2 separate regions of the Homo sapiens genome follow, and region 1 is linked to region 2. Evidence: chromatin loops called from intact Hi-C (ENCODE). Cell type or tissue: heart right ventricle. All regions are shown on one strand. Each heading gives the region's core, and the rest is flanking DNA. Links, peaks and the distances in the headings are about the cores only. Region 1 has its middle 89 kb from the start of SYNDIG1. Region 2 overlaps LOC105372577 (a long non-coding RNA gene).

The links. Peaks named below come from ENCODE experiments on the same cell type or tissue, not always from the same donor. Only the 100,000 strongest peaks of a DNase experiment are listed, where the experiment ranks them.
Region 1: it touches region 2 in a loop (4-fold over the local background); 4 of 110 quality-filtered maps call a loop at or near these places.

The regions. Positions count from the first base shown.
Region 1 is chr20:24,374,832-24,387,372 of GRCh38, reverse strand. No RefSeq gene overlaps it. Among named protein-coding and RNA genes, the nearest start is that of SYNDIG1, 89 kb to the left of the region's middle. In heart right ventricle, for the core only: no CTCF peak of the experiment used is centred there; a DNase peak (open chromatin) is centred at 7,569.
Region 2 is chr20:24,301,055-24,313,595 of GRCh38, reverse strand. It overlaps LOC105372577 (a long non-coding RNA gene), which reads left to right. Exons shown (of 3, transcript XR_001754558.2): 3 at 1-5,330. Among named protein-coding and RNA genes, the nearest start is that of LINC01721, 110 kb to the right of the region's middle. In heart right ventricle, for the core only: a CTCF peak has its summit at 10,009; no DNase peak of the experiment used is centred there; H3K27me3 peaks cover 422 bases.

The DNA of each region.
Region 1 (12,541 bases), core at 2,893-10,892, 74 kb before region 2:
TCAAGAATCTGTATTTTTAACAAGTAACCCCTCCTAACATTTTCCTAAACATGGAACATTGAAGCAAGTAGATTAGAGAATATTTGTGAGCAAAATCTTCACTGAAGCTTACTTCAGTGAAGTCATTGATTATATGAGATTGATTATATGAGATTTATTTCAGAACTTAAGCCAAATGATGCATCCTTTGAGCTATTCAAAGAATCATGTTTGCTTAGAATTCAATGAATACAATTTCAAACATTCAGTCAGGAGCCATGAGTGCAGTCCTGTGTCCTCTGCTATGAAATTCAATGAGTCTGGGAAAGCCCTCGTCTTCTCTGGATCCTACAGGAAAGGAGATGCTTGCTATAACCTTTGCAGCCCAGAGCTGCTTCCAACAATCGTCGAAGTGGAGGAGTGAGTTGCCCCTGACAATGAGGGAAGTTGCTACTTCAATGGCTTTTGTCCATCAACAGTTGTGGTTTGAAAATGTGCACCATCAAACACCCCTCACATGCTGGGATTCCCTTTGAACCAAGAATATCTTTTTGGTTTTGAGATCAAGAGGCTAAATCTAATGTCAGGAGAGTCTAGAGAATCCTGTTTAAAGGACAATGTCTTTAATCCATCTTGTGCTAATATAACAGAATACCTGAGACTGGGTAATTTACAAAGAAAATAAATTCATTTCCTCACAGTTCCGGTGGCTGAAAAGCTCAAGATCAAGTCGCTAGCATCTTCTGAGGGCCTTCTCACTGTGTCCTCATATGGTGGAAGGTAGAAGGACAAAGAGAAAGAGAGAGAGACAGAGAGAGGCTGAACTTGTTCTGTTATAAAGAACCTACCCTCAGGACAACAACATTCATGAGGGCAGAGTCCTCATGGCCTAATGACCTCTTAGAAGTCCCACCACTCAATCCTGCTACATTGGGGACTAAGTTTCAAACACAAACTTTTTGGGGAACACATTCAAACCATAGCAGACAAATTGAGCAATTCCATTTCCTAAAAGCATTTGTGGATTGTTAATAAAAAATTACTCTTTGCAGTGGAGAAGTCTCATAAAACCAGCTTGCACTCTAACATGAGCAAAAGCTCATTGAATTAGTTAACATGGAAGGCAGGCTAGAAACACATTGGTGTCTTACTGAGGAACAGAAACGTTGTGTGTGACAGGCCGGAGGGCCTTTCCTATGTCTGCAGCAGGTAGGGCAGGTCAGAGACAGAAATGCTTAGATTCAAAAGTGGACCAGGAAGGCTCAGGGATGCCCTGGCACTGGTGCATCATCAGGAAGAAGTGTGAGCTCTCCTTGGGGCAGTATTCCTGGGAATGTGGCTGGAGCAGAAATATGAGGTTGTAGGAAAAAGCCTGTGAGCCCCCAGGCCTGTATATGCTGTGCCCTATTCCCTCTGACCCATTCACTATGATTTGCTTTGCAGGGTCCCCTTCATCCCCTTCCACACAAGCCTTGTGCAGCGTGTCCATCGGAACTTTCCAAGTTCCTTCTGAGAACATTTTAGTAACCTCAAAAATTATTGGAAGATGAGAGCTCAGTTCCACCACAACCTCTCACAATGAAGTCAAGTTGCAAATGAAATTCTCCCTCACAGGCAAACATATTTGGGCGGTCAAGCATGAGATGCCCATGTGACCTGCATGCTGCCTTGCATGAACTCCTCCAAGGCAAAGATGGTGCAGTGCCCAATGGCAGCAGGCTTTGTGCAGCATTTCCAACCAATCCTGCTTCATCAAATAAACTATGATTTCTCACTTCCCTCGTATTGACTAATGATCCTTCCTGTGCACATAGACTGAGATGGGAAGCACTGAAAAGTGAGCTCCGTCTTCTCTGGGTCTTTCAGATGCAAACTAGCTACCTACAGAGAGTGCAATTGATTAAGGACTGCACAAGTGGATCTTGGACCACCAGTGTGCAGATTAAAACAGATGCACACACACACACTCACACACACACACACAAAACACACACATACACTGTATGCTGTTGTGCTCTGGAGTAAATCACACATGCTGCATTTCCAGACTGTCACTTGCATCATCGTACAAACAAGTTCTAGGGTCTCCCACTCCAAATACTGTTTCCATGTTCTCCCTTTCCATTCTCCCTTGAAACCACTGAAATCAGTCCTCCAATATTATGGCTTCTCTGAGACCGCTTTAAGACCATTGACGATTTCAATGTTGCTGAATCCATTAGACATAATTCCAGTCTCTGCCCAATCTTCTGCTGCATTCAGCTTCTCACCACCTCCTCCTACTAACATTCCATAAGGAAGCCTCTGGCATTGCTCGCCCTGGCCGCCTTCTTTCTCAGAGTCCTATTCAGAGCCTCCTTTTCTATAGTGCTATTAAAGTTTGCAGATCCTTACAGGGCCTGGTTTCTCCTCCAGGCACACTCTCTCTGGGAGAACCCGTTCATCCCTATAGCATTAACAAAGATTTCTGTCCTAATAACTTCCATCCTACCCCCAATATTTTGGATATTGTGATGGTAGTCACTGCATGTACGTCTCTTCCATATCCTCAGCCCATTCCTCAATGGCCTTAGGCCTTTGAAGTCCCCAGATAATATAAAGGAGAGACATCAACTGACACCATGACATAGAAGATAAGGCTGCATTCGGCATTGTTTCCTTGGGGATGAGACAGAACAGTAGAACTCTGGCTCAAGACCAGCTCACAGAAATCAGAAATGACCTTCTATCAGCACCAATGTCACCAACTCCCCACCTTCCTTCCTCCTCTCCCTAACACCAGCCCAGCAGAAAAGTCCCCTGAGGGGAGGTCCCCTGTCTAACTTGCTCTGTGAACTACATGCTGTCTAATATTCAGCATGAGTTTCTCATATGTTTGCTTTGGGTTTTGGAGATCCCACATTATTTACATTTTTACGTCTGAAGACCTGGCTTTCCTTGTTACTGTTGAGAGAAAAACAAGCCAGTTCTATACCAATTTAGTTGAGGCAACAGCAAGAGTCGTAAGATCAACAGAAAGGTCCCAACCAAAGATATCGCTGCCAAGTGACAGTTTGGGCACTGCACCCAACTGAGCCATGTCCGATTTTGTTACTTGATATACTGTTTGAATTTGGGCAAGTTGGTGGGTCTCACTGAGGCTTAAATTGTGGCGAGTAACAGGGCTCGTTTTGGGACCTTTTGCTACCATGGGATGTTGTAAGGCTGAAGTTAAACAATATGTGAAAGTATTTAGCAGAATGCCTGGAATGAAGTAGAAGTACCTGCCTAATAATCCTCAAGTCTTGTGGGTGAAAAAGGAAGTGACTGGTGGATTCACAAGTGCCCTGCTCTGTTTTCCTGAATATAGTGACCCTGAGTCTTTGTGGGCTCAACCCCTGCAGGACCCTCCCTATCAATACTCCTTGGCAGGGTGAACAAAGCAGTGTTGTCTAAAAAGCGGGGGAGGAGGGCGCCTGGTGGGCTGGAGAGCGAGGGCCTGGTTGATGCACCAGTGTAAATGGAGAGCCTGAGCAATAGTTAGAGTAGAGTAGACAGAACAATGCTAACCTTGGATTCCACCAGCTAAGTACTCGTCTCTTGGGGTGATATTGATTCAACTTCCCACATGCTGTAGATAAGGAAGAATGCCCTCTGAGAGTCAGTGAATAAACTAGCACAAAATGGATGGCATTGGGTCAGGTGCCATGGTGCACTCCTGTAATCCTAACATTTTAGGAGGTCAAGGTGGGAGGATTGCTTGAGGCCAAAAGTGTGAGACCAGCCTGGGCAACATAATGCGACCCCTATGAAGGAAGAAATGATGACTGGTGCTGTGGAAAGAGAGCTCTATTAAAAAAAAAAAAACATGACATCGGAAAGACTTATGCGACATCATCTGAAGAGATGACAATATAGACTGACCCCAAGTCAAGGAAAAATTTGACTTAGGGTTTTAATATAGCTTTAAATAAGATGTGTTAATCAGTTAAGAGACAGAAGTGTTGGTCAGAAGACAGTGTGTAAATATCATATCAAGTGTCATTGAAGCAAATGTTGAAAGCATCCATCTATGAACTGCCCAGGATCTGGATGGGAGATCTCTAGCTATTGATGCTGCTTGAATGATCCAACGCTTTCTTCTGATTTCATGCCCTCCAGAGCAGGCTTTGTGATCAAAATGACGATTTTGATCCTTTTTGTGCATACAAAAGTCATTTGCTAAAGATGTCAGGGTGAGCTGTCTGGTCAACCTGAGGATTATAGTTTTTGCTATAGGTTCCTCAATGGCCTCCTTGTTTATACATCTGGATCTTGTGAGCTCTGCAACTGTGCATCTGTACCTGAGTGGCAGGTTTACACTCTGAGCGTTGATAAGATTAGATCCTTGAGCCTATAAAGCTGTTGAACACAGGCACAGTGAAATGTCATTTGACAGGCTTTTTGGCAGTCTGCCCAGCTGGGAAAAACAGATTGGCCCCACTTTCATTCAAATCACAGGTCAGGATAGAGGCTGCTCACAGATGCTCAAACAATGCTGGGAGCCATCATCAAAAATCCACAACGAATGATTCTCACTTTGCTTTGTCCTACAGAGTGCAGATCCTTCATTCCTGCACATTAATGAGACTGACATACACAGTCCATCTTGTCCCAGGCCTACTGGAATGCCACAGCATCTGCAAGCAAACAACAAAATAATCTTGGTTAAGAAAAACAAGTATGAAGCTCTCCATCTATAAATCACACGGAGACCTGGCAGGGTAGAGTATACCAGAACCGAAACTGGAAACATAAATTGTTTTTTTGGAGGCAGCGTGGAGCTATTACTGCCTGCCAGCATCCAGTGCTGTCAGATACAAATTTATCGCAGCACCGCACAGCCACTGCGTCACCCAGATGCTTGAGCCAGCACGTGGGCCACCACTGTGGCTCTGCAGACTGCCTCCTCTAGCCCCAGCCAGTGGGTTTGTAGGATCTCAGAGTGGGGACCAGGTTTATTCATTAGGGGGGGTGTCAGTGGGTTCTGTCTCCAGTGGAGATGGAGTGGGCAGCCAATGTGGACAACAGGGAGATTGGGAATAAAGATGGACCCAATTATTTTTAAGAAAAACTCTCAGGCAGGTGACTGAAAATATTTTTAAAAGAAGGTGCAGAGGATGACATACTGTGTGATTCTTTGCTCAACCAGACGCTTGTCTTGGTAAGCCATACGCTCAGAAAATCCCGATAATCTGCAGAAGTTTGAAACAGCTTAGGGAAAGCAGGCAATCAGCCCCCGTGAAAATCAGAAGCAGGGAACAGCTGAAACAGAAGTCATGACCCAGCATGGAGCCTCTGCTTCTTCATTTTCCAGGCACTGGGAACCACCTGGCAGCTTTGGTTTCTATCTCATGGGGCTTGGCAATCTTTTGAGGTGCTTTACTTCCAGAATTTCCTCCTAAACGTATGCTCCTCCTTCCACCCATTCAAACATGCAGTGCATCAGAGGATGAAGGTGGGGGTAGAAAGAACAAAGCTTAAGAGATTTCCTGGCTTTCGTGTCTACACCCTGAGCTCCTGGAAGATTTCACAAGAAATGTGAAAGAGGGAGATGGACAGAAATTTTGTGGCAGAAGCCAAGGGTCCTGGGAGAAACAAGGGTGCAAGGAACTTCTCTGATACTAGAGACAGAGAGGAGATTTTCCTAGGCTGATAGGGGAGTGAGAGCTGTCCAGGAGTCAAGGGAGGTCTCTCCAACTTAGAGCAGTGGAGAAGATTGCTGGATTCTCTGTAGCAAGCTAGGAGGTAGCTTGGCCCCAGAAAGATGCATCTGGGACATGAGGTACCTCACAGATTCTCTCACTCTGCTGTGGCCATGGACATAAATCTATCCCAAAGGCAGGGGCAGCGGCCTTCCGTGGAAGCCTGAGCAGGTGGATAAGGATGCCTGAGTTTCTCACCCCACACACCTCTTCCTGCTACTTTGTAGCTCAAGAGCTTGGAAACACGATGAATTCCCATTGGTAACACTCTAAGACTTAATGAGATGTGTTTCCAGCTAAATCAGTGAGATGGGATCTAAAGTCCAAATTGAATTGGAAGTTGCAGATAGAGAGCTACCCTTACCTGAAGTACCCAAGATTCCATGTTTCTTAGGTCAAGAAGAGAGCACCTCTTTCTCACTTCTTTCACTGCCAGATGGAGAGGAATTAATGCAAGGGACCTGACGTGAGTGGCCCCCCAGGGCTACAGCCTAATGCACAGTGGGCTTCTTCCCATAGAAAGTTAGGTGTGATGGTAGCAGGAAGCTGGAAAGGTTTAGGGAACAATACAGAGTTCGCCCAGTTGGTTTAAATGAAGAGACTTTAGTGAAAGGACCATTTAGAGGTAAGGAACAGCGTTATGGAAGAAAATCAGGTGTGGTTAAGCACCTGCAGCCAGCAGCGACAGGAGGTTATGTTACTGTCCTTAAGGCCTCGTGAACAGAAAGTGAGAGAAGTTTACTGTAGCCTGGTGAGCTGTGAGCTGTGGAAAAGGTCATCCAGTGGGAGCTGCATGTGCAGATGACACAGTCACCATCAGGACAAGGTACTGGGACGGGGAAGTATTCAGGAAGAAACACCTGGTTTCTCTCTACTCTTGCTCTCCAGTGCTCTTCTGGTGCCTATTGGTCAGACCTAACCAGAAACCTGCAAGTCTGGAGTTAGCCTCGTGGTCTGCATGTATCCTCCTCGAGCACACAGCGTGGCAGAAAAAGTTGTAGAATGAATCTGGGGCAGAAAACAAAGAATGATGAAGGCTGATGCCAAGGTCTAAGTCAGGTGCATGGTCCAAGCTTACACCTTCAATTTCTTTTGGGCATACACCTACCAGTGGGATTGCTGGATCATATGGTGGCTCTATTTGCAGTTTTTTGAGGAGTCTCCAAACTGTCCTCCATAGTGATTGTACTAATTTACATTCCCACCAATAGCGTACAAGGGTTCACTTTTCTTCACATCCTCATCAGCATTTGTTATTGCCTGTCTTTTGGATAGAGGCCATTTTAACTGGAGGGAGATAATACCTCATTGTAGTTTTGATTTGCATTTCTCTGTTTATCAATGATGTTGAGTGCCTTCTCAAATGCCTGTTTGCCATTTGTATGTCTTCTCCTGAGAAATATATATTCAGATATTTTGCCATTTTATGATCAGATTATTAGGTTTTTTCCTGTGGAGTTGTTTGAGCTCCTTCTATATTCTGGTTATTAATACCTTGTCAGATGGGTGGTCTGCAAAATTTTTTCTCCTATTCTGTGGGTTGTCTCTTCACTTTGTTGACTGCTTCCTTTGCTGTGCAGAAGCTTTGTAACTTGATGTGATCCCATTTGTCCATGTTTGCTTTGGTTGCCTGTGCTCAATGAATAGTTCAAGTCCTGGAACCAAAATGATGTTCCCTGGAGCAGGAGGGCAAATGAATAAGAAGGACATCTGGAGAAATTTCAGGATGGGTTTGGAAGCTGTAATCTTAAATTGGGCTTGGAGGATGTCATTTTATTTGCAGCAGGTCAGTGCATCCTCAGGGGACCGAGGGGAGCTGGAGCCACACAGTCTCTATGTGTTGTTTCACCAGAGCTGCATGGAAGCCTGCCCAGCAGCCACTCCCAGGGCATGGATTCCACAGCCCGGCAGCCTTGTCTTTGCCTTCTGCTGAGCTGCGGCTTGTCTCCAGCATCCCACAGCCCAGCTTTTCTGATGAGTGGGAATGTTGGGATGAATCCCCAGAAAGTCTTTATCATACATGTTAATGTCTGGACCAAAAGCTACTTTAGCCAAAACAATGAGTCACCTCTAAAGCACTTAACATTCAGTTCACTTTCATCACCCGTAAAATGGAAGTTAAACTCAGGTCAAGATATCAAGAGGGAATGAGAGAGAATGTATAATTTGGGGGCAGAAAATAGGCTAAGAATATGCTGGCAAAAGAAAAATAGCAGAGAGTTTGGCAAGAGGCAAGAAGGGAAGTAACTGAGTCCAGGAGAATGGTGTTGGACAGAGGGAGAGGTCCAGGGAGAGGCGGGGAGGTAAGGAGAGGCTGTAAAACTCAGAGAGGCTTCTGAGAAAGGAGAAGTGACAGACCTTGAAGTGAGATTACACGCTGTGAAGAAAAGAAGGGGAGGAAGGTGGTGGAAAGACAGCTAGAAAGTGGGGTGGGAAATGGTTAAGAGAGAGACAGAACCATAATTAGGAGAGAAATTCGTGACACAATATTCCTATAAAACAGATATTTGGCATAGGTTCCTCTGGAAAATGTGACTAATTGTAGCTCACATATATTAAGTTAAAATTCATTTATTTACAAATGCTATAATTTGAGGCTGAATATAATTTCTTTATAAAAGTCAAGCAGTAAAGAGTTGAACTCTCAAGGAAATAATTAGGACAATAATAATAATTTAAAAAGTCAGGCACCAAAATTAACCCAGAATTAGAATAATAATGTGGGATCAGATGGCACCAGAGTTGGGATGGGACTCCAGTCTCATCATTTAGCTGTCTGCCTGTGAGCAGCTGGCGGCACATGGAGCTCAGAGCTCAGGGCAACTGGGGGTAATCTGCAAACACAGGACTGCTTGTGCGATGGGGAGGTCTGCATAGGGGCCTTGCTGCTGGGCCGGGGAGTTGTCAGTTCAAATGCACATGCACACACACATACACACACACACATATACACACAAATATACTACACACACATAGATATATATACCCACAAATATACATGCTATATATATATATATATACATACACGCACACCCACACATATACACACACATTTCTATACACACAAATATACACACATATATACACACACATATACACACACAAATATATATGTACAAATATAAACACTGTATATATACACACACCCACATATATGCACACAAATATATATACACAAATATACACACAAATACACACACTATACATACACACACACATATACACACACCCACACATATGTACACACAAATATATGCCCATACATATACACACACTATATATACACTCATATATACACACCCACACATATATACACACAAATATATATATACACTTTACATACACACAAGTTATATATTCAAATATACACACACATATTTACACACACTAATATATATGTACAAACAAATATACTCACTATATATACACACACATACCCCCACATATAACACACAAATATATATACACACAAATATATGCACACACATATATACATATGCATACATATACACACACAAATACATTTATATACACACACAAGTATATATGTCCACACAAATATACACACTATATATATATACACACATCCACACATATATATACACACAAATATATGCACACATACACACATAACACATTTATATACACAGAATATATTAGTCTGTTTTCACACTGCTGATAAGGACATACCTGCGACTGGGAAGAAAAAGAGGTTTAATTAGACTTATAGTTCCACATGGCTGCGGAGGCCTCAGAATTATGGTGGGAGGTGAAAGGCATTTCTTACATGGCAGCAACAAGAGAAAAATGAGGAAGAAGCAAAAGCAGAAACCCCTGATAAACCCATCAGATCTCATGAGACTTATTCACTATCACGAGAATAGCACAAGAAAGACCAGCACCCATGATTCAATTACCTCCCATTGCATCCCTCCCACAACATATGGGAATTCTGGGAGATACAATTCAAGTTGAGATTTTAATGGGGACACAGCCAAACCATATCACACACGAATATAGATATACTCAGAAATATATTATACACACACATATATATACACACACAAGTATACACACAATATATATACACTCACACATATATACACACACCCACACATATATACATACACAAACATATATATACACACATATATATGCACATTTATATACACACACATATATGCACATTCAAATATATGCACACACATATACACATTTATATACACACAAATATATATACAGATATACACACATTTATTTACACAGAAATATATACATACACAAATATACACACATATATTATACACACTTTTATATACACGCAAATATATACATGCAAATATATATATACACAAACATATATGTGAAATATATATATGTATTTGACAGATGTTTAATGTCCAAATTATGGACAAAAATTATTAACATATAGACAGACCACTGAACATAAAATTGGGCAGAAGCCTTGAAGAAGTCCTTCCTAAAAGACCATCCGAGTGGCCGATTAGCATGTGAAGAGGTACACTGCCACACTGACCAACAAGGAAATGCAAATATGCACACATATGTATGAGATGTAAATATATTTGTAGATATAATATATACATGCATACACATTTACATTTTCCTGATGACCACGATGGTAATTATTTCAACCAACTGTTGAAAAGGATGTGAAGCAAATTCTGCTACACTCCTAATGTAAATTTAAATTTGTGAAACCACTTGGAAGTATGCTTGAGAATGTCTGTGGAAACAGAACACACACATAGTCTATGACTCAGCAGTTCCATTCCAGAAATATGTACATGTTTTCACCAGAGACATGTACAAGGATGTTTATAGTGGCATTTTTATAATAACAAGAAATTGGAAACAACTCAAATGGCTATCAATAAGAGAATGGATACAACTGTCATATTTTTACAGGGAAATACTACATAACACTAACAAAACACATTACTGCCAAATGTCACAATATGAATCAATGTGACAGAGAAAAAATTAATGAAAAGGAGCAGGCACAAAAAGTGTGTTGTGTATGATTCCATTTGTATGAAGCCAAAGAGGTACAAAATGAACCTCTGAGGAGAGAACCCAGGGTAGTGGCTACACTTGGAAAGGGGGGTGATTGGTCAGAGGGGCATTGGGGGAGGGCTGTGGGATGTTGGAAATGTTCCACATCTTCATCTGGGTAAGATTATACCACTTAGAACTTTATCCAGCTGCGTGCATTTTGCTTCCTCTTTTTATGATACAATGTGATGCAAAAGTTTACTTAAAAATAAAACAAAAGAATTGATGGATTTACTTTTATGCAAAATATTCTGATTAGGTTATGTGCTTTTGTCAAAAATCCCACAGAAATGCTGTGGTGGCCCTCCCAGTTCATGTCTGGATGGATGTAGATATGCCAACGCCATGTTAATGCCCTGTGTTCACCTGGATCCCTTGATTCAGAGGTGCCTTCCAGGTTTTTTCCCTGTAAAGATATTATTTTCTCCGTTGTAATTAATATACATCTTCTGGAGTGATACACTGAGAATATGCAAATATCCTGTTTCTCATTATATTTTTTCCCATTTAGATTCAAATATGTTTCTGTATTTTAAAAAATCATAGCATCTATATTACCAATTTATGATCATAAAGACATAACCATTTCTACAAGTCTGAGTTGAGTTGACATAATTCTAGCAAAAAAGCTACAAAACCAGGCATCTTGGGTAGTCTACAATGTATGATGGTGGTGAATGCGTTGTGTATTTAAATAACTTTCAGTATCTTCACTCCATTTGAGGGCACCCAGAATCTCCAGGTGGAAAAGTCCTGAGTGTATCCCATTTTTCTTTTCTAATTCAATTCTAAGTGAAAAAAAAAAAAACTGTTAAGGCACGTGGGTAAACAATTCCAGACTTTTTAAAATCATGCTTGCATCATAGACCCTGTTTTCCAAGCACAGAGTCTGAATACATCTCACTTTGCTTCAACTGTTGACCCAGAACGTTCCTGACCTGTGACTTCCCTTCACCTGTACCCAGCTCTAGCATGGGCAACAAAAATGATTAAATTTGTATGCATTCGGAAATTTTTAAAACAATGATGACTGGAAAATAAAAATAATGGTAACTATCATCTATATTCCAAATAAATTAAGGTGTCTTAAGAATGCCTCTGTCCTGTGCTTTACCCCTAGCATTATGCTGTGTCAGATCTTCCCTTCTAAGATTGGAAAAATGGGTACAAATGAAGCGATAATTACAATAAATATAATTTGACCAAACTCACCCGTGAAAATGACAACAATTTTCAAATTAGACAATAAAGTGTAATTTTGGTTTGCAAGTAGCACACCCAGAACACAATTTTGGAAAGAAAATTGAAAGCAAGAAAATAGGATAAGTCATAGCAAGCTATTACTAACCAAGAATAACTGGAATAACTACCTCAAAACCAGATGGAACACACTTTTAAAGGTAGAGAGGGCCAAAACCTAATGACAAATAATTTAATTCATCAGAAAGGCTTAATAATTGTAAATATGTATATGCTTAATAAAGTAGCCTTAAGAAGTATAAAAACATTGTAGAACTTCAAGGATAAATCCACCATTATTCTGTGAGATTTTGATGAATCTCTTTACGTTAATTCTAGGTCAAGCAGACAACCTAATTAGCAAGAATATAGAACGTGAACAACAGCATTAGCAACCTTGACCTACCGTCCCTGACCTAGGTAAAATTTCACTTTTCCTTTCAATTCTTTCATGTCTTTATGATGTAGATCTTTTTTCATGAATACAGAGGCAAAAATTCAAAGCATAATATCAGCAAATCGGG
Region 2 (12,541 bases), core at 3,037-11,036:
TAGGGAGAAGAAAGGAGTGGGAATTATCAAGCCACATCAAAGAAGAAGAGAAGAAAATGGCAGTGGAGAGGCCAGGGGTGCCTGTCTGCTACCAGAGCTTAATTAGGCAAGTCCATGTCCTACATTTGTCTGAGATGGACAGGACGAGAAGGGCAGCTCCCAGGTTTTGCAGTGAGGGCTGACTCAGAAGCTAGCCTCCTGCAATGCTCCTTCATGAGGGCAGAGCAGCCTGCTGTCCCACACTGTTTACTTCTGGCCTTCAGAAAATTCCTTTCTGGAGTCACAGCCCAGTGCATTACCACCAGGTTTATTGAAGTCCAGACCTCCAACATCTGCCTCAAAAACACCCGGGGGATTGAAACGTAAAATGTCAAACCAACAAATATGTTCGTTCATAACTTTGTGTAAAGATAGCGACAATACCTGTAACATATTCTTCCCTGCCTTGAAGCTTTGCAGATTTGATATAGAAATCCAGGAGAAAATTCTATGAGAAGAGCTCTTACCATATAATGAAGACAAGACTTGAGCAAGACTTTGTAATTTTCTACTAATCAAAATTCAAAGTATGAGTCTTGACAGAAGCCAAACAAAGCCTCCTGCCTGGAACTCTGGAACTCTTCTCTTTTTGTTCTGAAGCCTTGGACCCATCTTGCCTTTTGCTATGAGTAAAGTTTACCGCAGAGGCTTGGTATCTTAGTTTAGAGTTCACATTTCTGGTTTTCGATGGCTGTAGATCAATCCTAGTGGAAAACTCCACAAAGTGCAGAGAAAGTTGTCCTTGTGAAGTCACCTTGCAGAGGAGGAAAGCGGTCTCTAAATAAGAAATCTATATTCCAGTCTGACAGCTCGTACGGCGTGGGGTATGAATTTCTCCTCTGAAAGTCTGATGGCCATCCTTGTTCTTCCTCAGCAGGGCTGCCTGAGTATCTTTGAGAAATGCCCAAGGGTCCTCTTGAGGAAGGGGATCGTCCATTGGCACCTGGAGCCTTCCATGGAAACTGGTTGGCTGGCTCTCCATTTTACGCTAGAGTCATCTCAGACATCAGTTAGCTACCAAGGCAAGTCGTTAACATGCATGACAATGAATCCAGTCTTGGCAATCATCGTAATTAAGTGTGCACACTGTATCAGGGTGCTGATTAAGTGGCTTCAATTTTATGGGTATGATTCCTAATGATCGTTCTTTTTACTGATTAAGATGCATTAAGCCTCAGAGGACATTGGGGATTCCTATGCACTTGGAAGGAGGAGACTGAAGCCACACAGTGTCTGGAAAGGAAAACCCTTGATTAATCACCAGAGAAGAGGAAAGGAATTTTCTAAGGTGTTTTCTAAGCTGAGTTCATCCCAAAGATGTCAGAGTGCTAGAAAAGAGATGACTCCAAACAAGTCCAACCTGACTATGGCATTTGAGAGTTGAATGTGGCATTGGAGCTTGTTTTGTTTTTGTTTTCCTGAAAAAATTAACCAAGGGAAATTTCAAATTTTTCAGCCTGTCTAAATACGGACAAATGTCCCAAGAAGCTAAAAGCACCAGTATATGCCACCCTTGGTTCCTGTCCTCATCCCTATCCCTGCACAGTGTAGCTTTCACGATTACCAACCAACACCCATCATCTCCTCTAACCATCACCCATGGGCATCCTGCAAGACACATACAAGAAAATGACACCGCATTTCACTTACCTGAAATCAATATAGTACGACTGGAAAAAGAAATAAAGGTTTATCCCTTTGTCCTTCTCATGTTTAAAATACCCATGGACTCATACATGACCCAGAAAAGGGAGCTCACAGCCAAATTACAGAGAGGAGCAGAAGTTTGTCTTGGGTTTTGAGTTTTCTGATGAGTTAATGGAGGTGTGTGGGATGTAGGGTATTTTTAACACTTGAGAAGCCCCCAGCTTTGCTTCATTCTCTGTCTCTCTCTCTCTGTCATAATCACCTCTCTTGCTAAAAGAGAAGCTCACCATCCCATAAGACACCATGCCAGAAGCAGGGATGTCCTCACCCATCACCACCTCCTCTCTAATCTCACTGCCCCACTTCCCCTCCATAACCTGCTCCTCCTCCCCTCCTCTCCCGTCCCCTCCGCTCCGCTCCCTTCCCTTCCCCTTCCCTCTCCTCCCATCCTCTTCCTCACTGTCTTTCTAGCATATCCACTTCTCTATCCCCATTGATGTGACTTTAGCAGGATCCTCATTCACAACTTCAGCTATTGCATTTTCTCCCAACTGGGCTCCTGCTTCTTTTCTTATGGGATCATAATCCCTCCTTCATTCAGCAACCAAGATGAATTTTATGTTGTACAAATATGGTTATATTCACTCCTTGTTTAAAGTAAATGCCTCTTAATTTCCTGGGTATAAAGCAAAAATACATTAGCTTAGCTTAGAAGTCTTCCATGGTCAGCATCTCTCTGCCCCCAGCACTCTCTGACTTCCAGCCATAGAGACATTCCTGCAATGTCCCCATATACTATACCTTCTTGTGTCCCCATGCATTGGACACAGATAGGGCTCCCCATTGCTCTTAGAATAAATGTTCATGTACCTCTACTTTGTGGCACTTAAACTACAGCTGTGCGTTTTTACACTTACCTGTGCATGTGTTTTGCTTCCTTGACTTTCTGTAGACTCAAGAGGGCCGCAGTCTTGTATTGGTGGTGTTTGTTGGTTTGAGTCGTTCCTTACTATGTTATCCCCAAAATTAGCACAACATCTGGCCTATAGTGGAAGCTCAGTAAGTAAATGTTTAAGGAATTAATAAATTTTAGCATCTCTTGAGACTTTTATTGAGCTTGTAATGCATAGTTATAGCATAAATGGTTGACGAATGAAATGGCCAAGCCATCTGGCTAGATGCCAAGGTATAGTGGCTTTGGAATCTGGACCCTGTCTACTCCATCTTCTTGTATTCAATATTCATTCTGATTTTGTGGTAATGTAGAAACTTCTTCTTGTTCCTTGTTCCACGGAACACCCTACCCCAGGGGAAACTGAGGAAAGGGGGAGAGGAGATGGCCCCCACACTCCTGCTGCTTCCTCTGCAATTTTCCTTTTCCCTTCTCAACCCAGCTTTAGCCAGACGTCTGACCTCTGTACCTCAGTGGATCCAACCACCTACCTGATTAGATGAGATGAGGTGGGACAAGGACACGGAAGCCCAAATCAGAAGAGAAATTTCAAGAGCTTTAGAAATGAGGACTTCAACTGTGCAGACTTGGGACTTTTCTGGCTTGAGAGGTGGTATGCTCAGCCATCATTCACTCTCAAGGCACTGCAGATGGTTGGCCCAGCAGAGGCAGACATTACAGCTTCAGGGCTAAGTCCTTAACTCATATTTGCCTCTTGTACTTTGTATTTAGCTTACGTGGAAAATGGATTTTGGAATCATTTGTTTCCTTCCTTGAATTTGCAGGCTAAACTAAAAAACTGCAGGTCATATTTTGACTGGCTGGGGGATGGGCTGGTGAGGATGAGTGGAGGAAATTTCAGCAGGCAATTTGGCAGGTGAGCTGTGGCTTCTGGGGAACATTTGTGCAAGTCTGAGCTTTGTGACAATCCCTCATTGCCTTTCGCCCTAAGTTTCTTTAAATTTATTTCTGTTGCTCCTTAGATACACTTTAGATATAAATAATGTTTGTTCCTTCTCTCTATAGTTCAATATATCATGAATTCTTCCCTGGCTGACTCACCACTCTGAGGTTGACTTCTTATCTAGTTATCACAGATCCACCACCTGCTCCTTTTTCCTACTTAATTCTTTCCATCATTTTTCCTGCAGCTTGTATCTTGACATCTGTCTGGCTCATGCTAGAAACTTCAGTCATCCTTGGTCTGTGATTCGTTCCACGTCCTGTCACTCACCCTCTTCCCCAACCATTCCCAGGCTATGTCCCTTTTTCTCCATACTTTTGCTAGAGTCTCATGATCACTTACTCCCTTGACAGCAAAAGATCCTAACTTGACCCTGAGAGTTCTGCAAGCCAGAAATACCGTCTGTCTCACCTCTGATATATCTCTGGTTTTCATCCCACTGCTTGGAACAGAGTGACTGCTCCAGGTGTATAATTTGACTGAGTTATAAGTCTTCCTTTTTCTGGGTTCATACCCTCACTGCTCTGTTCCACATCGTTAATGACTCCCCATCACCTATAGACTAAAGCCCACACTACCAAACATGGATATACAAGACTTTCATTCATTTGGCCATGGATTAACTTTACATTGTAATATTAATTTTCATCTTCTATCACTCTTATACATAAATTCTCCATTCCAAATACTGATAATTTCTTGTTCTTCCCTAAACCGAAGGAGAGAACTGTTACCAGAAAGGAGTCTTGATCTAGACCCCAAGAGAGGTTTCTTGGATCTCGCACAAGAAAGAATTCAAGGTGAATCCATAGAGTAAAGTGAAAGCAGGTTTATTAAGAAAGTAAAGGAATAAAGAATGGCTACTTCATAGGCAGAGCAGCCCCAAGGGCTGCCAGTTGCCCATTTTTATGGTTATTTCTTGATTATATGCTAAACAAGGGGTGGACTATTGATGAGCTTTCTGGGAAAGGGGGTGAGCAATTCCAGGAACTGAGGATTCCTCCTCTTTTTAGACCATACAGGGTAACTTCTTTATGTTGCCATGGCATCTGTAAATTGTAACTGGTGGGAGTGTTTCTTAGCATGCTAATGCATTATGATTAATATATAATGAATAGTGAGATCGACCAAAGGTCACCTTTTTCACCATCTTGGTTTTGGTGGGTTTTAGCCGGGCTTGTTTACTGCAACCTGTTTTATCAGCAAGCGCTTTGTGACCTGTATCTTGTGCCAACTTCCTATCTCATCCTGTGACTCAGAATGCCTTAACCTCCTAAGAATACAGCCCAGTAGGTCTCAGCCTTATTTTACCTAGCCCCTATTCAAGATGGAGTTTCTCTGGTTCAAATGCCTCTGACAGAACCACTATTTTTAATTCTCTTTTATTTCCTTTTCTTCTTGCTATTTCCTTTGCCTCTTTTCTGCTTCCAAGTCAGTTACTCCTTCCTCTGTTGAAATTCTACTTATTCTTTAAGACACAGTTCAGGTGTCACTTTCTCAAGCAAGTTTTCCATGACCCATTTCCCCCGCCAGGCATTCTCAAGCATTATGCTGACTGAAATCCACAATTCTACGTGGACCTCCCTTTTAGAAGCTAACAGAACATGTCATTATTATTTCATTATATATTACTATTTGTCTTGTCAAAAAGATTGTGATTAAAGTTTGTTTCCTATGCTACTCCCTAATTTTTCAAGTTGACTTGCCTCTTCTCTGTGTCATATTATGACAATAATTTACATTCTTCATGTTATTTTCCTCAAGTATCCATTCTTTAGTGAAAGATCACTCATCCTTCAGTGACAGAGGCACTAGACAAGGTTAACAGGATGTTGAAACTCTGTTTTAGTCTCATCTGAAGGCTCCACATCCTTGCTCTTCAGTACAAGAGATGTTAAGGATGCTGTGTCTTAAAGCAATGTGTATTGCGGACCTCCTAAGAGATTGTGAACTTGTTTTGTCAGTTTAAGCCCATCATCCAGATGTAGGCTATGAAGTAGAAGCAGAAGAATAGGATGACTTTGGAGAGAGTCATCCTATGTGTTGCATGTTCACCTTCACTCCAGGAAGGGAAGGAGAAGGTGAGTTAGTTTCCCATCTGTGTTACCAACTGGACCACCCAGAAATCTGATAGGTATCCTCCAGAGTGTACAGGGCACAGAGATGGGTTCTAACTGTCATAGGAGGAATCTAAATTGAAAGGGTATGGAGATGGCCCTACTTTTGAATCAAGAAGTGTGGCTCTCTGGGAGACAACTGGACTTCCACCATGGCAGGGGAAGGGAACTATTTCCTAAGAATTAAGAGAGATGGTGTAGGACTGCAGGGAAAGAGGAAAGAGAGATGACTAAGGAAAGAGAGATGACCTTCAGAAGCCTGAGGACTGGGAAAGGAGTCAAAAGTGGCCCAGTCACAGTATCTATATGGGAAAAGCTGCAAAATTCCAGTGGTAGAAATTAAAGAAGGTCTAAATATATGGAGAGGTATTCAACATTAATAGGTTGGAAGACTTGAAATTGTCAAGATGCAAATTCTTTCCAACTTGATCTATAGATTCAACATAACCCCAATCAAAATCTCAGAAAGCTATTGTATAGATATTGACAAATTGATTCTAAAATGTATGTGGAAAGTGAAAAGACTCCGAATGGCCATACTGAAGAAGAATAACAAAATCAGGGCCAATTCCCATTACCATTACCTAATTCCAAGACTCACTATAGAGCTACAGTACTCAAGATAGCATGGTGTTGGTGAAAGTATAGACATGTAGATCAATGGAACAGAGTAGACAACCCAGAAATAGATCCACACAAATACTTTCAACTGATCGTTAGCAAAAGAGCAAAGGCAATTCAATGAAGAAAGAAGAATTTTTTTAAAAAAATAGTGCTGGAAAATTTGAATATCCATATTAAAAAATAATTGAGCCTAGACACAGACCTTACACTTTTCACAAACATTAACTCAAAATCAACTGTAGACCTAAATGTAAAGTGCAAAGATATAAAACTTCCAGAAGAAACCATAGCAGAAAGTCTATGTGATATATTGGGTGATGAATTTTTAGATACAAAACGAAAACATAATGCATGAAAGAAAAATTGATAAATTGGACTTGATTAAAATTTAAAAGTCTCTGCTCTGTGAAAGAAACAATTAAAAGAATGAAAATACAAACCACAGACTGGGAGAAAATATTTGCAAAAAACACATCTGATAAAGAATTTATATCCAAATATAAAAAGAGCTTGTAAAATTCATCAATAAGACCCCGATTTTTAAAAATGGGCAAAAGACCTGATGGAGTACCTTATCAAATATGATATACAGATGACAAACACACAGAAAGATGCCCAGCATTATTTGTCACTGGGGAATTACAAATTAAAACAACAGTGAGACACTAATATACCTATTATTACTGGAATGCTAAGATCTAAAAAACCAATAAAACCAACTGATGATAAGAATGTAGAGCAACAAGAACTCTCACTCATTCTGATGGGAATGCAGTAAGCTTGTCAGTTTCTTACAAAGCTAGATTGTCTTACCATATGATTCAGCAATTGCAGTTTTAGGTATTTACCCAGATTATTTGAAAATCATGTCCACGCAAAAATCTGAATGTGAATGTTTCTAGCAACTTTATTCATAGTCACCAAAAGGGAGAAGTAACCAAGATGTTCTTCCAAAGATAAATTAATGAATAAACAAAGTGATATAGTCATACAATGAAATATTATTTAGTAATACAAATAAATGAGCTATTAAGCCATGAAAAGACATATGAGAACCTTAACCAGATATTGCTAAATGAAGGAAGCCAGTTTGAAAAGAGTATACACTCTATGATTCTAAGTATATGACTTTTTGGAAAGGCAAAACTATAGAGACAGTGGAAAGATCAGTGATTTCCATGGATTCAGAGGGAGGAAGAGAGGGTTAAACAGGTGAAGCACAGGGGAATTTTAGGGTGCTGGAACTATTCTGTATGATGGTATCATGGTGGATACATGATATATGTATTTGTCAAAATCCATTGATCATTATAGCACAAAGAGTGAAACTTAATATATGCAAATTAAAACAACAACAATAGCAAAACAATATTCTTTAGAAGTTTGGGGGAATCCCAGGATGGAATGCAGAAGATGACAAAATGATATAATACAAGAAAGAAAAAAGAAAGGAAGGAAGAAGGGAAGGAAGGAAGGAGGAGAAGGAGGAGGAAGAGGAATAAGGAAGGAAGGAAGGGAGGGAAAGATAAGTGGCTTGTATGAGGCACAGCTGATATGATTGGAAATCTAGTTGTAGGTCCCCGTGTGAAGGCCTCAGAGGGATCCGCAATGCCGTCCTTGAGGGAGGAAGCCAACCGCTCTACCAGTCACATTGGGGTTTTCCTTCCTCCTCCTCCTTCAACCCTGAAGCTGTGAATATCTGCTAGCACAGGAGGTGGAGCTAAGAAATCAGAGAAGCTGACAATGCCAGCCTCTCTACTCCGGGCATTCACTGTCAGGGCCAGACTGGGAGCAGAAGAAAGCCTGAAACCGAGGGCCTTGATGGGATTGGGGGCTAATGGAGAGCTCAGTTAATGTATTTGGTATCTGGACCTTATTGGGTCCAGCTCATGCAACACAAGGGCCAAACAAGGAGACAGGCAATACCACCAGATAATAAAATCTAGAGCCAGGGAGAACTGAGGCAAGGGCTACATGGTGGGATTTTGGTGGAGTGGTCGAGGGGCCCATCTGCAAAGAATGTCTGAGGAGATACCTAAGTGAAGTATACACAGCTGAGGCTCTCCAAGAAGCCTCCCAAAGCAGAGGGGATAACCACTGCAAACCCCCTGAAGTGAGATGAAATATTTGTATTTAAGGCAAGGCTGGAAGACAGAATCCCCAGTCTCTCCACACAGCCAGAACACACTAGCAGAGAGGAGAGGGAGGGAAGGAGTGGAGTTGGCCAAGTAGCCAGAGTCGGGCTCACAAAGCATATTCCAGGCATGGTGTGGTATTGGACTTTATTCCACCAGTGATGAGAAGCTACTGGAAGTAGGGGTTCAAGAGTCAAGTTTTCCAAATCAAAATTAAATTTAGGCTTTGGCTTTCTTCAAATAAAGACCAGGATCATTAACAATTCACAATGCTCATTGAAAATATAGGGTAAAATCATTTTAAAAACATTAATTAACCCTAATCTCAGATTTGCATGTCTTACCTGGAACCAGGCAGGTCCTAGATAGATTTGAACATGATGTTCATGTAGGTGTTGTTGGTCCTATGGCTGAGAACGGCAACATTCTCCAGATCCTTTCCAGGGTAGGATGGGCTCTGGTTGAGTGTGGGCTCCTGGCATGATTTGCCTTTTGTCCTGCATGGTGGCCTGAGTCCCAGGTACTGACCCCATGCTGGCAATGCATCTGACAAGCACATTCATCCTAAGTCAACAAAGGCTCCAGAAATCCAGCCCACTCATTGCCTCACTGGGTTCCTACGCTCACTTCCATGGAGACATCAATCATGAAGATGGTGAGCTGCAGGGTGCTGTCAGGATCAACTGTTTCTCTCTCTCTCTCTTTCTCTCTGTCTGTCTCTTCACCTCAATTTTGGTCCCTAAATTTATGACCCTATATTGATATGTAAAGCTGGTTGTTCATGCAGCCAAGCTCCTTTATTGTAAAATCACGGAAATTGAATTTTAGCATGGAATGAAAAAGATAATTCAAAGCACTATGCCTATGCAGCTGGTACCCGGCATCTCTCCCAGCCGCACTCAGAATTCTTCTTGTCCTCTTCCTCCTTTTACTTCTCTTCCATAGATGTAGTGTTCACTCTATACCAAATTTCTGGGAGAAATTCAGTTCTTGTCCTAACAAGTTGAGCAACTAGACACTCAGGAAGAAGAAGGTCATAGAGGATGCTCCGACCTTATTAAAGGTCAAAGGAATTTAGATGACATGAAGTTCGCTGAAGGCACGACCCCTTACGGACCGGAGGAAGGAGGCAGAATTCACCACTCCCTTGGTGAGGACAGGAAGACACCCGCTCCGAAGCACAGTGCATTTGCAGAACATGGAGACAGGTTCCACTCACTCCTGGCCACACACTCCTCTTCTTGAGTATCTAGAGAAAGGAATCTCATCCTCTGTGAAAACCAACTCTTCCCTCCAAGCAGTAGTAAAGCATATTTAATATAGTGAGTCTATAGATCTCAGCACACAGACACAAAATCAGCCCTCACCTCAGCTCATGCCCAGCCCTAGTGATGATTTGCAAATGTAATATTAACAACACTGTCAATAATACTGCAAATAATAACATTGACATTTATGGAGCTTTTGCTTTGTGCAGACAGCACACTTTCCTTCATGTAATTATCTCTGCAAATCCCCACAGTGACACCGTGAGGCTGGATGTCTTAGTGTCATCCTCCTTGGACAGAAGTAGCCAATGCTCCTGAAAGTTAAGTAGCGTCTTCAAAGGCACGCAGCCACGTAGCAGGTGACTGCCTGCTCTAAAGGTGGAGCCCCCACGCCACATGGAGTGCCCACTCTGCGCCCACTGCCTGCAGCGGTGAGCTGATGGCCAGCAGGTAACTTTTGCCTCAATGATCTGGAGAAGGCAGGAAGGCACGTGAATTAGAGCATGAGCTCTGCTTAGAAAGACACGGGTTCAGATTCCACTGCTGCTCAGCGCTTGGCCAAGTTACGTCTCTTTGAAGCCTCAATATTTTTTGTCTTTAAAATGGGGATAAGAATGCCACCTTCCTGTGGCTCTGAAGAGTATTAAAAGGTGTGTTTCATATGAAGTGCTTGGTGCTTGAGGTGATGGATTTTCCAATTACCCAGATTTGATCATTACACATTGTATGCTTGTATCAAAATATCACATGGACCTTATAAACATGTCTATTATGCATCTATATATATTTTTAAAATGGCTGCCTTTACTAAAGGAGGGTTCATGAGTAATTTTATGCCGTGATGGGTAGAGGTACCATTAACTCCCCGCTTCCCCTCCTGCTGGGGAGGAGTAGGGTCTGCAGTGGATGCAGCAACACCTTTCCTTATGTTCAGATGTCATTGTCAGAACAGCCTCTCTAGTTGCCAGGTGTCATTCTCATGCAAAGCCATTCCTTGCCCTCCTTGCTTTCCTACTTTATCCTACCGCCTGGGGACACCCCTCGTGGGGGCACCCCTCTTCTCCAGCCCTGTTGACACTGGGCTGGCTTCTCTTATGATTTTGTTTGGACATGGAGCTTCTTCATCAATCTCTTCTCCCCTTGCCCAAGGGACTCTTCACCACCTGAACTGCTACCAGTTTCCTGTTAATGATCTCCCCCATTCAGCTCAGTTCACTGCACTGCCAGCATGGGAAAAGGATGGAAGTGCCACTCCTGGGAGCTAGGGCTGAGGTTACACACACTGTCAGCAACTTTATTAAATTATTCACTCTATATGCAGAAGAAGGAAACTCTGTTAAGGATACATATTCATTTATTTAAAACTATATTTTGGAGGTTCTGTGGTTATCTGGAAGTTTTCTTAGTCTCTGGTGATATAGCACTTCTAAATGAAATGATGACTGGCCTCTCCTGCGTGGAAACAGGCATGGAGCTGTGGCCTTGGTGCCCTCTGACTCTTCTTGAAAAGCCTTGGGGTCCTATTTCATTCTCTGAAGAACTTCAAAGCCCTCTTCAAGTGTTTCGGGATTTTGGGATGAGGAGCACAGTCATTATTTCTGTTTTGAGGCTCCCACTCACAACACACTTTTTTGTTCCCTACCATCTAGCCAGAATTGATGCTCAGTGCCTTCCGGGTTTGCCACAAAAACAAAGAGAAAAGGACAAAACCAACCAAAACTGATTTCTAACATGCACACACTTACACTCAATGTCCCAGTGAGAATAGGAGCAATCAAAGAGTTTCTATTTCAGAAAAGTAATCAACTTCGAATTGACAACTGGGCATTCCTAGCCTAAACAACTGCCTTAGCCACCTCACCACCACAAACCCTCATTCATCCAGTGAAAGTAAATAATCCATCTTTAAACACAGGTGACATTTATATTGACAAATGTTGCCATTTTCCAATTGAGAAACTGAGGCCCAGAGCCATGAAATGATTGAAAGAAAACCACGAACTTAAACGGCAGAATTAGTTGCTTCTTCTTCCCAGCTCAATGCCCTCTCTGTTGAGCAGCGGGAGCCCAGCTCTCCTGAACACATGCAGGTCAGGCAGATCGTCTGGCGGGCACTGTGGGGGCATCAGGATGTGCAGGTGTACTAACATCAGACACCAGGACCCGAGGATGCCTCATTTGCAATGGGTCAGCCTGAATCATATTTGCAACATGTCTATCACAGGCTTATCAAGACTTTGTGAACTGAGCAAACACCAGACAGCTCAGCATGAAGTAAAGCATGTTGTACCCCATAGGCCAAACATCAGAAAATAAGTAGACATGGCACCAGGCCACGGGGCCTTGGTGTGTATCACGAATGAATGACACAACATTTGAGAAGGATCTTCTTCAAATCATAAAATCACTGAAACATAATGGAATCACTTTTCATAGATTCCTAGAAAACATAGTGATATTCCAATTCAATATATTGGTGGCTAGTAATAAAAAGACAAACACCCTGTGGAGATTTACAGAGCTAGTTACAAGTAGACCTAGACATTGTACTCAGGTGTATTCACTGTATTGCTCAATATTATCATTATTGGAGAAAAAGTGACAGAGGCCTTAATTATAACTTAGCTCCAAATCAATTCAACTCCAAATGAATTTAAGATTCAACTGCCTAAAACTATAATTATCTTTTTTGAAAAGAAATGAGAGAGATGACCTTTAGACTGGTGTATGAGAAGTTCCATGGGCCCTTTCTTAAGTAAAATAATCATAACTGATGAAAATTGTGTGTACAAAAA